2 separate regions of the Homo sapiens genome follow, and region 2 is linked to region 1. The links are chromatin contacts, found by Hi-C in ENCODE. All regions are on one chromosome and are shown on one strand. Each heading gives the region's core, a stretch centred on a gene start or an enhancer-like site at or near the end of the contact. The rest is flanking DNA. Distances are from core to core; before and after follow the strand shown.

Evidence for each region. Hi-C counts contacts between places; a loop is a spot of excess contacts on that map. Pooled maps may share reads with other maps.
Region 2: a loop to region 1 is called in a pooled map, with 4 times the contacts of the local background. The contact joins two enhancer-like sites. A Hi-C loop is called at or near these places in 1 of 168 maps with a recorded cell type or tissue (endothelial cell of umbilical vein) and 6 of 50 pooled maps.

What each region holds. Positions count from the first base shown.
Region 1 is chr2:12,167,760-12,172,946 of GRCh38, forward strand. All of the region lies in intron 3 of MIR3681HG (MIR3681 host gene), which reads left to right. Among named protein-coding and RNA genes, the nearest start is that of MIR3681, 29 kb to the right of the region's middle. Within about 2 kb of position 2,097, at least 20 of the 41 ENCODE cell types and tissues checked have a DNase peak (open chromatin) inside an H3K27ac peak, as active enhancers do.
Region 2 is chr2:12,659,546-12,664,968 of GRCh38, forward strand. No RefSeq gene overlaps it. Among named protein-coding and RNA genes, the nearest start is that of TRIB2, 55 kb to the right of the region's middle. RefSeq lists a silencer at 4,334-4,549. Within about 2 kb of position 3,871, at least 6 of the 41 ENCODE cell types and tissues checked have a DNase peak (open chromatin) inside an H3K27ac peak, as active enhancers do.

The sequences.
Region 1 (5,187 bases), core at 847-3,346:
ATGGCTCATTGTGCACAGTGACCTGCTGTATTCTAGGCACTGTGACTGGCCAGGAGTGAGTGGTCATTGTGCATACGGTATACAGACACATAACAAAATTCATCTTTACAACACACTGGGAGGCGGGCAGTTGCAGATCCTGAGTGAGAGAACCAAGGGACTTGCATGAAGTGGAACGATTGAGTGTAATGTGTGTCTTTTTCCATGCACAGCCCTTGCTTTAGGTGTTATCTCAGGCAGGATGTTCAAGGAACGGAGGGATACATGAGGGAGAAAGACAGGAAGGAGCCCCCAGCCCCCAAGAGTAAACCAAGGCCCCAAGGCACTGCGCTAAGTGCCACCAGAGAGGCAGATGTCAAAGGTCAGAGAAACAAAGGTCACACCTAGCCAAGGACATCAGTTCAGGCTTTCTGGGGGAAGGAGCATCTTGAGGAACAAGACTACGTCAGGTGGAAAAGCAGATGACTGAACAGGCATTCCAGGAGAAGGAATGGTGTGAGCGGCGCCATCCTGGAAAGCTGAAACCCCAAGGTGAGATTTTACTGAGAATCTGAGAACACTTGTGTCTATTTCTTTTGAGGGACATATTCTAAAACTGCAAGGTGGATAGGAAAATAGAGCCAGCAGGAAATTAACGCAGTAATAGCAGCATACTGGCCCTGAGCAAAATGAGAGCACAGCTATCTTCTGAAGAGCTGAACCATGTCAATTCACCTGGTGCCTAGGGCACTTCTGACTTTGGAAATCCTGTTGACATTGATCAAGCTGAACCAGCCTAGCCTGAACATGATGACAGCCACTACTCAGCCTGTGCTCTTCTCAGCCTGGACTGGAGCTGCACGAGCTCTGCCTGACCACTTCACGTGGTCTCTGGGAAAGTCAGATCCGAAGGAAAGAAGGCCACAGGGGGCCCAGAGAGAAGAAGGTGAACTTTAGGCCCTGGCTGGATCCGATTCGGAGTTGAACAGATTAAGTTCCAAGATTAGAACCAGACTGTCCTGACTGTACAGGTGTAGGGAAGTCACCTTAAGCTTTGCATGTTAAATTGCAGTCTCTTTATCTCTAAAATGGAGATGATGATTCTGCCTTCAAGGTTTGATGTCAGGATAAGAGGAAGTAACACAGGAAAAACAACTAGCAAGGGGCCTAGTCAATGGGAGGTGCTGGAAAACATTAGTTTCCATTGCCACTGTGGAATAGTTAGAATGAGGCAATCATATAGAAAAATAATTAGACTCTTTCCTATCCTCAAAATACTCAAGTTCTCTGAAAATGCAATGTGATTATTTTTAATCAGCTGATTGGGATCCAGGATGACTTCATAGTCTTGTGAACCTAATTGAAACACATCCAGCTCTTATTGCTGTGAATTGGAGAACTGCAGGCTGCTCTGAACTCACAGTGACCCCTGTACAAATGACCATTTCATCAACTGCCTGGGGAGGAGGTTCAGAGGCATGAAAGGGAGACACGGGCAAGGACATAAGCTCATTTCCTTCTGGGGCTTGAGGAGTTCGTCAACAACATTTTAGTGATTCAGTAATGAGTTGCTGGTTCCCTAGAGGCGAAACAGGTCTCATGCTTCCCTAGGGAGGCATGAGACTACCAGAAGATAGTTTCCTATCTCGTACATCATCTCTTGATTTTACCATCTGACCTGTTCAGTTTATCTTTGTATGGTTTCCAGCTCCTAATTGCATACCCTGGCATGACCCAGCCACCTCCATTGAGCCCTTCATGGCACATGACTGTACCTTCCGGCTGTTTTCAGGCTGGTGAGAGAGACCCTTTCATATTTATCCTCTTGGTAGCACAGTCTTCTCTGCAGCTGAAGATAGAAGCCAGGGTAGTGATTCTAAGTGACACTTCAGATGTCACTCTTCAGCTACCTGAGATGAAAAATTGGGATTCCTGTTTCATACAAAAGGAGCTTGAAATTGTACCCAGGGTATGGGAAGATGCCAAGATGGTGGCAGCTACTGAATGCTGGGATCTTATAAATAAATAGAGGCTCAGAGAAGTTTCAATGACGCAGCTGGTACGTCAGGGCCAGTCAGAGAGGGACTTAGGTCGGTGTGATCTCACATCCAGTGCCTCTTTGTTCATCTCAGACCCGCTTCTGAGGCCAAACCAGGGCAGTGACAGCAGGAAGGAAGGGGAGGAGTGGTTCCAGAATTCCTTGTGGTATGAGAGGCATGACGTGCCACACAACACGTCTCCTAATGCTGGGTGACTGTGAAAAAGCCTCTAACTATTTTATTGTAAACCCCAGCAAATGCCAGGGCAACCTAATGACTTGGATTCTCCACAAAGAGAAAGCTTTTGGCACTGAGACAAAGACCTTAAATCCTCCTAAAGTTAAAATGAGCCCTAAATTTGCATTTCAGCTCCCTTCTTTGATTCTTTAGTGGTTTAACTTTGAAATGAAACACAAATTTCTTGGGGGATTTTTCTAAACTGGTTGCAAAGACCAGATGACCAGCTTCCCCGGCTCCTGTGTGTTTAGACCCTGTCATCACAGCCTGTGTGTCCGTCCCAGTCCCACTGCAGGGACTCAGGCAAAAATAGTAAGTGAGGTCAGACCTCAAAGGAAAAAAAAGCCCTTGTTATCTAAACAGAAGGAATCAAATCATCTTTTAAGTCTAAGGTTAAGAAATGCCTTACTCCTACTTGGATCTGTGTTTGTGGATGAATTACTTAATCTTTCATTCATTGGTACACGGGCTCAGAATGTCTTCTGCGAGCCGGATGCCAGGGAGGATGAGATGTGGGCCTGGACACAGCAGGTTTGCCGTGAGGCCAGTGGTGCTTGAGCTTCAGGGTACCTCACCACGCTCCTGGCCTCTTCCAAGGCAGAGGGGCCTTGGTGATGTGGCACACGGTCTTAGGATTTTGTAAAACACTTATATGTAACACTTAAACGTAAACACTCCCTCAAAAGACTTTAACTTCCATGAGACCTGAGCGCTCTCTGGTCCTTTCCCATGAGAAGCCTGGGTCTTGTGGGAGAGACATTCATTCAAACAAATGAATTCCCAAGCACATCAGAGGCACTAAGGTAGAAGTCAGGCAGGGCACAGTGGTACACAAAGGAGGGACCCCTGACCTGCTGAGAATACTGTTCCTACATCTAGAGCTTGGAGTAGGGTTCCGTCCTGTTTCCATGCCAACTGGGTGGATTGCAATTCAATGCTGATCCAACTACCTGGAGTTAGCGCAGGACTCTACATGTCAAAGGCTTAGGCCTCCACAAGACTGCCCTGACCAGATGCCAGCCACACTATGGGGGTCTCCAGGCCATTGCACTTCTATCCAACTGGTTATAAATTCAAGGGCTCCTGTATTAGTCTGTTCTCACACTGCTCTAATCTGTATTAGATTAGACATATGGAATCTAGACATACTAGACACTGGGTAGTTTATGAGGAAAAGAGGTTGAATTGACTCAAGTTCTACATGACTGGAGAGGCCTCAGGAAACTTATAATTATGGTGGAAGGGGAAGCAGGCACATCCTACATGGCGGCAGATGAAAGAGAGAGAGAGAGAGACAAGAGGTAAGAGCCCCTTATAAAACCATCAGATCTCATGAGAATGCACTCACTATCATGAGAACAGCATGGGGGAAGCTGCCCTCATAATCCAATCACCTCTCTCCCTCCACATGTGGGGATTACAGGCCCCTCCCTAGACATGTGGCGTTTACAATTAAAGATGAGATTTGGGTGGGGACACAGAGCCAAACCACATCAGTTCCCATGACCCCCTCAGGTTTGATAATTTGCTAGAACAACTCACAGAACTCAGGCAAACACTATACTTTATGATTACAGTTTTATTATAAAAGGGACACTTAGGGAAAGTTCTGGCAGTGTGTGAACTTAAGTGCAGAGCTCCTGTGCCCCCTCCTGTGGAATGGGGGTGCATTGACCTCCTGTGGAATGGCGGTGCATCGACCTCCTGTGGAATGGGGGTGTATCGGCCTCCTGTGGAATGGGGGTGCATCAACCTCCTGTGGAATGGGGGTGCATTGACCTCCTGTGGAATGGGGATACATTGACCTCCTGTGGAATGGGGGTGCATCGACCTCTGCAGCACATCCATGTGTTCCCCGGCAGAAACCCCCCTGCCCTTCCCGGTCCTCCTCATCAAGCTGTGTGTGTTTGGCAGAGCAAAGATCTGGGGTTCTTGAGCTGGAGCTCTGGCCCCTGGGTGACATCCCCTAAGCTCCTAGTAGCTACCAGTCCTGCTGGATGCCCTGCTCACATCTTGGAGTTGATTAAACTCAAGAAAATAGGTGGCTTGGAAAGAAAAACCTCAGGATTCCCCTCTCTCTGGCCACACTGAGCCTCAAAGCTGATATGGCTCTGCTGGGGTTGGTGAGGGCAAGAGACCTTTTGTGCTGTCACTTTCCTTGTCCCTTTCTAGTACTGAGAGGGGAATGTCTAGGTAGTTTCAGCTTGACGTGTGCTCATACTCTCTCTCCCTGTCTCCTTCCCACCATCCACTGGCATTGGAAAAGAGTGAGCTTTTGGTCCCCAGTTGCCATATACTCTTCCCCTCAAGCAGCAGCAAGCCCACACCTTTGCTGTCAGAGGAAGAATTGAAGAGGTGGCTTTAATAGGTGAACCTCCTTACCCAGCACCCCGTTCCCATGCCTGTGATCCTATCTTCCATGCCTGAGGCATCTGTTTTTAGTTTTTAAAATTAATGTTTTAATTTAGAGATAATTTTGATTCACATGCAATTGTAAGAACTATTACAGAGACCCTGTGGTGTACCCTTAACTCAGTTTTCCCTAGTAGTAACATCTTGGACAACTATAGGAGAATATCACAACTAAGGCATCGAGATTAATACAGGCAAAGCATAGAACATTTCCATCATCACAAAGAGCCCTTCTGTTGCCCTTTTGTAGCCACACTCATTTCTCTTCCATTCCTATCCCCTTCTTAACCCCAGTAACCATTAATTAGTCTGCCATTTCTATGAAGAGATCCACTGTAAACATAGGTGCACAGGTTTTTGTGTGAACTTAAGTCTTTATTACTGTGGGATAAATAGAGGAATCCATTCCGTAAGATGTTCTAACATCCCCTCTGGAGGATGGACACTTTGTAGAACCATGGCCAAGGTTAAGTACTTAGGAAAACAACAGGTAATACATTAAAAATTTAGATATTGCCCT
Region 2 (5,423 bases), core at 2,621-5,120, 490 kb after region 1:
GTCTCCATGCTAGATGCTGAGCTCACCACATATGGCGTTGGTGCCTCTTTCACCTATTTTGGTCCTCATTTTATCCCGTGAGATACAGCAGATTGTCTACTCCTTCAAATGCCTGAACTTGGCTATTGGAGGATCACTCTCATGCCCTACAATAGTATCTCTTATGACCTGGTTTCCAGCTACCACTCAATCCTGGTCTCTTTTCTCTGAATATGCTTCATCTATCAATGCCCTTACAGAAGTATGGTGTTCAGATTCATGTGGAATCATCAAAAATTGCCTTGACCCATGCAGAGCCAAGCCAACCTGTTTCTGCTCATTCTGGAGCAGCTGCCACTAACGAAGCCAAGAAGACTGCAGGAAGATGGACTTCTAGTCTGAAGCAGTGTTCGCTTCCCATCTTCACAGTGATCCCCTTTACACAGAGAAAATTAGAATGAGGTATACCAAAACAGAAAAGCATCACCAAATGTGAAAATCATTCCAAGCCTTGGAACCCACATACATCTGAATTTGTTTGTTTGTTTGTTTGTTTTTTAGACAGAGTCTCACTCTGTTGCCCAGGCTAGAGTGCAGTGGTGTGATCTCATCTCACAGCAACCTCTGCCTCCCAAGTCCAAGCGATTCCGCTGCCTCAGTTTCCCAAGCAGCTGGGACTACAGGTGCACACCACCATGCCCAGATACTTTTTTGTATTTTTGTAGAGATGGGGTTTCACGTTGTTGGCCAGGCTGGTCTCAACTCCTGACCTCAAGTAATCCACCCACCTCAGCCTCTCAAAGTGCTGGAATTAATTTTTTTTTTTTTACCAGCTCAATTCACTGAGCTGCATATTCCACAGTCTACTGTTTTATTAGAACTACCTCCAAACACTCCAATAAATCTCAGTGGAGTGCTCTTCTGAATGTTCAGCCCAAATGTTCATGAAAGAGATGTGTAATCACGGTGCTCCATGTTTTTAAATAAGATGAGACAAGTAAAGGCACGTATTCCATAATTCATGAAGTACACTCTTTCAGAAAACTTTTTTTTTTAAGAATTTGATTAATAGTCTAATCATTGCGCACAGAGATTGCTTTCCTAGAAGCTAGAAAATGCATATATGTTTCAGAAAAATGCTGAGGATCCTTTCAGCGGCCTTTCCTCATCTAGGATGGGGTGGTCCGGAAATCAGAATGAGAAGGCAGGCAATGCACTCTCCTTTGCTGCTTTCAGCAGAAATGCTTCTGTAAGAGCCTGAATTAGCCAAGCATTAGGTCTGTTCAACTGGTTACATCCTTAGATGGGAGAGACAGCCTGGTGATCAGCCCAGAGAGCAGTCAGGCTGGCCTGGTATTGACTCCAGGCTCTGTCACTCGCAGGCTGTGTGCCCTGCAAGGGAGTTAGCATATCTGAGCATCAGTTTTCAATTTTCTGGTTGTGAGAATTAAGTCACACAAAGTACACAAAATTCCAGCTTCACAGCAGAGGCTCAATAAATGGCAGCTGCTTTGGGTTCAACATTAACCAAGTTACCTAGGTAGAAAGTCACTTTCCACTCTTAAAGAAAAGTAGACAATTACATTTTTCCCTAAATGCCTGGGTAGAATGCCAACATTTGCTGAGCCCTGTGTCTGTGTAGCAGAGATCAGCTAGGTTCACACACTTAATACTCACACTATCTGTAGTGGGTTGCATTGTTGCCCCTAAAAACATATGCTCACATCCTAATCCCTGGAATCTGAGAGCGTGACCTTATTTGGAAAAATTGTTTTTGCAAATGTAATTCAATTAAGGATCTTGAGATGAGGAGACCATCCTAGATTATCTTGTGGGGGACGGGGTGGGGGCACAAATTCAGTGAAAATGTCCTTATAATAGACTCCCAGAGGACAATGCAAGGTAAAGATGGAGGCAGAGATGGGAGTGATGTGGCCACAAACCCAGGAATGCTGGGGCAACCACTAGAAGCTGGAAGGTGAAGGAATGGTATCTCCCTGGAGCCCCCAGAGGGAGAATATCCCTAACAGATTTCAGACTTCTAGCATCCAGAATTGTAAGAGAGTAGATTTCTATTGTTTTAAGCCACCAAATTTGTTACAGCAAGCCCAGGAAGCTATCATCTTGTCCTTGCCCTGTGGGCATTATTGAGCAAGAAACTTCAGAGAGGTTAAGTAATCAGCCTAAATTCAGACAGTTAGTACACAATGGAGCCAAGATGCAAATCCAAGCCTCCTTCACATGAAAACGCATGAATTTGTTTGTTTCTCCTATTGAATGGTTATGCTTAAATGATCCACAAAGTCTCTTGGATCCAGAATGAATTATTCTTACTCAGAAATGGAAGAGGTCACTGGGAACATCTCAGTCACTCCCATCCAACAAAAGATGATTTTGAATAAATCCAGTAATCCCAGTTTCTCATGGGGTATTCCATATTGTTAGCACTAATAGATATAAACATAGACAGATATTTATTTGAGAGAGCAAAGTATTTGGATAGCTCATTCCCAGTGCCAGTCCAGGGTAAAAAACCTTTTTAAAAAGCTATGCCATAAGGGAAAGTGGAAGAATCAAACAAACAACTGAATTGAGAGCAAGAAGATCCAGGAGTTGCCAGCTGCCTGTAACAGATATGGGTCAAGTCTTGGCCTTACCACCAACTTCCTATTTTATCCCTAAAAAATCATTAAATTTTTCTGGACTTCATTGCCTTCAGCAGAAGACGTAGGAGCTGTAACGTGTTTTTTTGAATGGCTCTTCCAGCAAGATTCCCAAGGACCACCTTTAGAAACATTTGTCAGATATATCTAGATCCTGAAATATACATCTAGTTGGGGCTTGTTTCTGTGGCTACCTTGCCAACAGTCATTGGTTTATTATATAAAGTCCAACAGAAACTTCAAACATCCCACTCAACCAAACATTAAACTGAATACAAAATCCAGGGCCATTTTGAATCTTAGCTGTCAAGGAGGGCTTCATTTTCTAGGCATCAATTTGTCATCTAGTCTAAGCAGGTTTTTCCTACATAAATAACCCCGAACATTTGACATCACTTTGCAGCTTGCAAAATGCTTTCATCCACACATAGTCATCGATTTCCACCCTGTGAGGTAGGCAGGCATCATCTCCCATTCACAGAGGAAGAAGCTGGTCAGAGCCCGTGTACCTTGTGGAAGCAGAAGGAAGAACCAGGACTAAACTCAGGCCCTTCTACAGACAAAACCTCTGTTCTTTCCACTGTAGTTTAGTGCCTGCTGCTGACAGGTGGGCCTGAAAAAGCATTATAATAAGACCTGTTTTTCGATTCTATGAATTAGAGAAATGGCTCTCATTTAATAAGTAAAGATCCCTATTTGTCCTTGAAGCCAGTAGTTTTATTTCATTTTTCCTGGAACATGGGAGACACTGTATGGAGATTTAATGACTAAATGAACAAATGAAAGACAAAATTAATTCATTGATGTGGGAGTTGAAGTCGAAAGAGGAAAAGCAACTTGCCCAGAATCACCCAACAAAGAGTGCCAGAACAGAATTCATTTCTAGATGCCTCATTGTGAGTGCCATATATAACCACATCTCTTTTTTTAAAGCCTTACTTCAGTTATGTTTAATGATGAGAAATATATCTTACATAAGATCCTGGACAATTTAAAATTATAAAATTTCATAATATAAAGATGTGTGGCATACGCTCAAAATCACTGTCTTCTTGAAATAAGGCTATGGGATACTGCAGAAGAACATGTCAGGATTCACTGGAAAGTCTCCTAAGAATATATTTGTGCTATGGTGTGGATGCTGGGTCCACAGTTTAATGTGTTCATCTGTCTCTTGTGCTCACTACTTCCTCTCTGTTCCGGGCTGCAGGCCCAACTCCTTATTTTTTGTTCCCTTCAGCCTAACTGTTCTGGTTATGTAATTGTTCCCTTCACCAGGAGACCTCAGAGGTCACTCACTACAGCCTGATATCAAGATGAGGGCATCCCGTGCTAATTAGACAGTGGCAGACGGCAGGCATTGGCCCCTTCTGCGTGATGCCAGCCACGCAGGCTTCTCTCTGCAGCTCAGGGGGCTGGCATTGAGGATTTTAAGAGCAGGAGAAAATAAAATGTGTCCTTGTGGCAGCTACGGAAGGAGCTGCTGGCCTTCTCTGTCCCCCAGGGGAATATCAAAGGGGAAGAATAGGGAGCCCTTTTGCGGTACTTGGAGCTTATCCCAAGGGCGGCTGCAGTATTTGGGGCTGGGGTGAGAGGGGATGTGGGATTCATGGAATTCACTGCCTGTGCTTAGCCTTATCATCTTGTCCAGATACAATCAAAGCATGCCAAAGATTAATAGGTCCTAAGGGACCAGTTTTATACCTTCATTTCCTCCGCAGAGAGAGAGGAAAGGAAATACCCAAGGTCACTCGGTGAATTTCTGGCAGAGTTCCGTCAAGTCCCATTTGCCCAGAGTGTTCAAGGCTCACTCAAATCAGCACCAAATGTAGCAAGTAAAAGGGCCTCAGGAGTAAAGAATCACCTGTTAACACCTGTTAGAATTAGGTTGTCTGTTCCCTTCTACATCACTGAACTTGGCAAATCTCAGGCACATAATACATACACCCATTTCTGCACAGTCTACCAAGTGTTATTTTTCAAAAATTGAGAAGAGGAGCCTGATACACACAAGCTATTCAGAGTCTGTTTATGCCTTTTATGCACCTGTCTTCCTATCCCATCCATCCTTTCTCCTCGCTTCTGACCTCATCTCATCTTCCCAAGACACATTCCTCATGTGCTTTTCTCGTGTCACAACGCTGCCACATTTCTCAAAACTACACTTTGGCCCCTAACAACTCCGACCTCATTAGCTCTAATTTCTTTGTTGTCTAGCCCCCAGGAAACCCTGGAGGGTGTTCATCCTAGATTTACCCACTGAGGAGAGTCAGCAACCATCATCTGGGTGTGGCTGTATTAAATTGGAGTCATTTACAAACGATTTTTCTGATTCAAAGAATCATAAAATAAAATTCGATACTGTAGTGGCCAGGAAATTCAAATTCTAGCCTTATTGACTTAATTGGTAACCTCGAAGTTCGTCTTTCTCTTACCTTGGTCTAATTTTTTTTCATCTCTTAGAGGAAACAGTGAAACTTAAGTTCTGGCATCAGTGTTATATAAGCTTATGAATTGGAAGAGATTATGCAGGTAAAGAAAGAGGCTTTTCTGAATTAATGATGTCTTCCATCAAATCCATCACAAAGAAATTCATTCCCTAGAGAATTATTCAGCTAAGCAAATGCTATGTAACCATAAGAAATGGCATTGATTTTCTTAATGTCACAAGCTGTAAACTAATTTATAAAAAAAAGAAAAACGAACTCTCTTAGCCCACTGGGAGCCCTTTCTCTGGTGATATATTTTCTTCATCTGAACAGAGCATCTCAGATCAAAATA